2 separate regions of the Homo sapiens genome follow, and region 2 is linked to region 1. Evidence: chromatin loops called from intact Hi-C (ENCODE). Cell type or tissue: MCF 10A. All regions are shown on one strand. Region 1 overlaps PDE1C (phosphodiesterase 1C). Region 2 has its middle 57 kb from the start of PPP1R17.

What was found. A loop is a pair of places that touch in the nucleus more often than their neighbours do. Peaks named below come from ENCODE experiments on the same cell type or tissue, not always from the same donor. Only the 100,000 strongest peaks of a DNase experiment are listed, where the experiment ranks them.
Region 2: it touches region 1 in a loop (2.8-fold over the local background); 7 of 110 quality-filtered maps call a loop at or near these places.

The regions. Positions count from the first base shown.
Region 1 is chr7:32,042,899-32,045,398 of GRCh38, forward strand. All of the region lies in intron 2 of PDE1C (phosphodiesterase 1C), which reads right to left. Among named protein-coding and RNA genes, the nearest start is that of PDE1C, 26 kb to the right of the region's middle. In MCF 10A, no CTCF peak of the experiment used is centred here; a DNase peak (open chromatin) is centred at 953.
Region 2 is chr7:31,743,153-31,745,652 of GRCh38, forward strand. It overlaps a transcript of PDE1C not described here. Among named protein-coding and RNA genes, the nearest start is that of PPP1R17, 57 kb to the left of the region's middle. In MCF 10A, a CTCF peak has its summit at 1,317 (motif pointing right); a DNase peak (open chromatin) is centred at 1,339.

The sequences.
Region 1 (2,500 bases):
ACATTCGTTCTCAGATTGAATCTCATCTCTTTACAGACAAGGACACTGAACCAGAGAGGAGCAATTCGGCACAGCTAAATGTGACAGAACACAAACACGATTCTTAATCTTACCTCTTTACCAGTGGTTCTCAACTAGAGGTGATTTTGACATACACGGGACATTTTTGGTTGCCACAGCTAGGGGAAGATGAGATGTTACTGGCATCTAGTGGGCAGAGGCCAGGGATACTGCCAAACATCCTACAATGCACAGGACAGCCCCTACAGCAAAAGCATCAATAGTGCCATGGTTAAGAAATGCTCACCTACTCCATTGGACCAGTGTCTCCAGGGAGTCTGAAATCTGCCTTTAAAGCTGCTGCTGCTGGAAGTTGAACTTGGCCCCAGCATGGCGGCCCTCACTAATGACTGATTCAACCCTGTCAATTGTGCCTCTTAGCATTGAAAGCCACCAGGTTTGGGAAGGATTTAGAGATTTGCCTCCTCAGGTAACTTAAAGTCTGGACATAACTTTTGAAGCACCCTGATATGCCTGGGCATAAGTGCTATTGACAGTCCTGAAAATGCACTTCGGTCTTATTAGGCAATCTAAGAAACTTACTCTCAAAACCATTTTGGCAAAACACCGCCAAACAGCCAAATGATGCACAACCACACAGATACCTGAATATCAAATATTCAGAATGATCCACCCTGAGCAAATACATCTGATACTGTACTAAGCACCTCCAGGATTAATGGCTTGAGTAGAGGAAACACAGAGATTGAAGCACTGATTAAAGCTAAAATACTCTCAGTGTTTCCACCCAAAGCTTGAGTTCCATGTTGCAGGGACTAAAAAAAGAAAAGAAAGGCAGAGTCAATGATTTAAGCAATTATGTACTTACTGATTCTTGCCATGCATGCCATCTGTCTTGCTGACCTCACAGGCCTCTACACCGGCCAGTGTGAGGGTCAAATGAGAGTCTACGTGTGGGAGTATGCAGTGAACTGCAAAGCCATTTGAAAGTATGAGTCACAATCCAAACTTATTTACCCAGAGTTCCACCTAGTAACTATGACGTTAGTTCTGACCCATGATAGAAATATATGAAGGATCCCAATCTGATTTATTCATAAAATCAATGCACATTTAATAAAGATCTGTCATGCCCAATGCTTTTGGGGAGCATATTCCCCACTTAAAAAAATCAGTGATGCCACAAGGAATGACATGCACCCCACTAACTCTTATACAGAATTAGAGAAGCAGGAACTCTTTTAGGTGGAAATACCTAAGAAGTTTCCATTGAAAGGGATGGTCTTTGAATTGGATCTTGAAGAAAAGATGGGATTTCAACAGATAAAAATGAGAACATTTAGAGTACTGGAAAGAATATGAAAGAAGAAAGGATCATAAAAAAATCAGGCAAATATGACAGTCAGTAAGGAGTTCAGCTTGACTGGAACTTAGGGTGAATGGAACAAGGTAACAGACAAAGCAGCAAAGTTTAGGTGGAAGCAAGTGTAGGCAGCCTTAAAATCCAAGACAAGAAGATAGGCATTTAATGGCCAACAGGAAGCCAATGGAGATTTGTTGCTATTTTTCAAACATAGAAGGCACAATCAGAGGAGCTGTGGAGAAAGTAATCAGACATAGGTATGCAGCATGGAGAAGATGAAGAAACCAGAGTAATGAAAGAGATTAAAGAGGCCACCCAATACTCTAAGAGACAGGTGATGAGACTGGACCAAGATCATGGGAGGGAAAGTAATGTGAAGGAAAAGCCCACAATCCGTTAGGGACCCATTGATCATGGGCAAAGAGGAAGAATAAAAAGTTAAAGTTGAAGGAACACCCAACAGAAGATCATACAAAGGGGCTCAGAAGTTTTGATCCTGGATAAATGGAAGAATGGTAGTAATTATCAGACATAAGGAAGATGGAAGAGAAAAGACGAATGAATTGTGCCTAGATGATCCTCTTGACTCAGAAAATGACAGCTCAATGCCAAGGTCACTCCTGCTACTGGTGTCTAGATACACTACCCAGACGAAGTGCCTGAGCTATTATACTTACTACATCTCAGCACCCTCTCATCCCATGCCTAGTTCCCAGGTGAAAGCCTCTAAATAGCCTTTCTGGGCCTAGATCCCTACACCTGTGCCCTGCCCCCCTCCCACCCCCTCCCTTCCCCCCACCGACTCCTGCTGATACATTAGCAAGGGTAAGTGAGTGAATGACTAAGTAGTGAATGAGTGATGGCTGCCTGTACTCTGAACTCTGATCAAAACTATATAGACTCTCCATCACTCCCCTTCCCCCACCCCCAGCCATGTTTTACCTGAAATTGTAGTGCTTTTTGGCCCTTTCTCACATTAACTGCCCCAGGACTTGCACTTGCAGGCTAAGTCTCAGCATCCATCTGTGACTGGGGCTCTAACCAGACCACTGTGGCTGCTATAAAGGCACCCTGATTCAGGTGGCAATCTTGGAATGTAAACTGGACACATTCTCA
Region 2 (2,500 bases), 300 kb before region 1:
TTTGTGAAATATGACTTTTATCCTGCTGGGATCCTGCTAAGTCTTTGTAAAAACTATTTTCATTACATTTAATATCAAGTCTAATCCATAACATGATGTAGCCCTTGCTTATCCTGAGAGTCTCATCTTATGCCAGCCTCCTAGTTGTTCACTCTGCAACCATAACACGGGCCTTCTTCGGATCAAAAGTGTATGCTCTTTGCTCCCGCTCTTCCCCCTCCTTGGAATGTGCTTATCTGTCCTTCAGATGCCTGAGGCTGCAGCCCTGCCACAAGTAAGACAGGAGAGTCAATAGGAGTATAAGAAAAAATGACAGTTTCCACTTCAGAGGACGCTAGAACCATGCTGTCAATGACTGAAGTCATAAAACCACATCAGCATTGAGAAGTTCGCTGGAGGATGCAGTGTGTGTGTGTGTGTGCGCACACACACACACACACACCAATTCTGTTCTGCAAAAAAGTAAAATAAAACTAATGTGTAAGCATTTCACTCAAATTTCAGGGAAGCAGGGTTTTCTACTTAATTAGAAACTGGCTTCTGGAGTAACAACAGAAATACTAACTTAACAGCAACTTAAAGAAATAATAGGGGTTTATTTTTCTCATACAGTAGTAACTCCCAAGAAGTCAGCCAGGGCTGGTGTAGCAGTTCAGTAATTTAATTGGAGCCCAGGCAAATTCAGTCTTTCTGCTCTGCCACATAGAGCATGTCAGATTTCATTTCCATGATTGTCATGAACTCATGGGCTGCTATATCTCCAGGCTCAAGTGGGCACTCCAGGCAGGAAAAGGAGAACTGGAAGAGGCTGCCCCCAGATGTAGGACAACTGGGAAGTTGAGTGTTTAGTGTTTACAGCTTCTCTAGAAGAGACAGGCGGGGGAACAGCCTTAGAAATGGAAGTTGGGTCAGCATTAGCATACTAAGATTAATAAATATACATTAATGGTGCTGTAGTCATTATTATTTCCATATGTAAAATATCATGGATATTGTCATTTATTTAGAGTTCTGTCTTTATTATATTTACTATGATTCCTACAGTTCCTCTCACACTATTTCCCTGAGCTCTATTTTCTTCACAGATTAAGGTTTCTTTATGTAGACAAACACACACACACACACACATACACCTAAACAATATGAGTTTTCAAGAAGCTAATCCCTGTGTTTGATGAAGAAACAAACCTATACAGAAATGTAGTGAATGAAAATGGTATACTTCACAACCTGCTTGCACTTTTGAAATCTAAGACTACATTCATCCAGCTAAAAACTACCTTGAAGGATTCCCTGAAACTCATGCCTCTACAGGACACCAGGTGGCAGTGCAGCCTAAGAAGTGACTGTGAGCGTATCAGGTGCGATCTGTTGCTTGAGTACATCAAATTAAATAAACCAGTATAATTTTTTGCGTGCCTATGGAAACCTTTGAGCCACTTAATCATCATGGCTTCAATCTCATTTCTAGAAATGATCAAGGCATGATATGCCCTTTCAGTGACACCATTGTATGTGGCTTATTAACATTCAAATTCTTTTAAGATGGGAGGCAGTTCATAGAAAACACAACTGTGCTATCTAACACAACATCTCCCAAGGCATTTTAGCCTAGTTTAGTAAGTGGTGAGATCACACTCTGATATTTGTTTCCAAAATTCGGGAAACTGCAGTACTTTCAGTGGTAGGATGTTTGAGGAAAAGAAAGGTTCAGACAAATTGCCTACTTTTAAAGGTAAGGCTCTAAGGGCTGGAGCTGTGTTCCTCTCTTCACCAGGGATTTTGAATCTTAAAAATATAGCAGAGATATGTGAAGAGCAAAGTAGCTTTTTTTTTTGAAAGATACGACATTTCAATCTTTAAACATAAATTTATTTATCTGGATGAAGTGAGATTTTGGCACATAAAGAGATGTTTAACCAGCACAACAGAGCATTAAGATAAAGGCAAAACTATGCTCTCTCTTCATCTATGGATGCTAATTGATTTTAACAGAATGAAAACTCCAGTGGGTTGGAACCAATTGCCTGGCGCTCTGTGTCGAGAAGGTTTCTGAGACTATTTCTAAGCCTGGTGAGAAAAGTTAGTGATTGTCTGCTGGAAGTGGGAGATGAAGAGTGGTAATATTTTCCCTGAATTTATACATTTCCCATCCCTATCTTGTTTCCATTTGGTACCACATCCTCTCATTACATTTTCAAGGATCTGTTTTACATAAAGCACTATGTTGATCACTACGGAGGATATAGTATGAAAAAGAAATGGGATGGTCCCTGCTCTCCAGGAAATGATAATATAGTAGGAAAGCACCAGGATCTATGTAATTTGTGGGAGAATGATTTAAGTGTCTCAAATAAGTAAAATGAGCATGATGAGGAGTAATCCCAGCAAAAGGCCACTTTTACTTGGAGAGATCAGGGACCAAGTCCCAGAGAAGTTGAAAGTTTATGTGGGGCCTAGGAGAACAACTAAGATTTCCAAAGGCAAAAGGCAAGTAAAA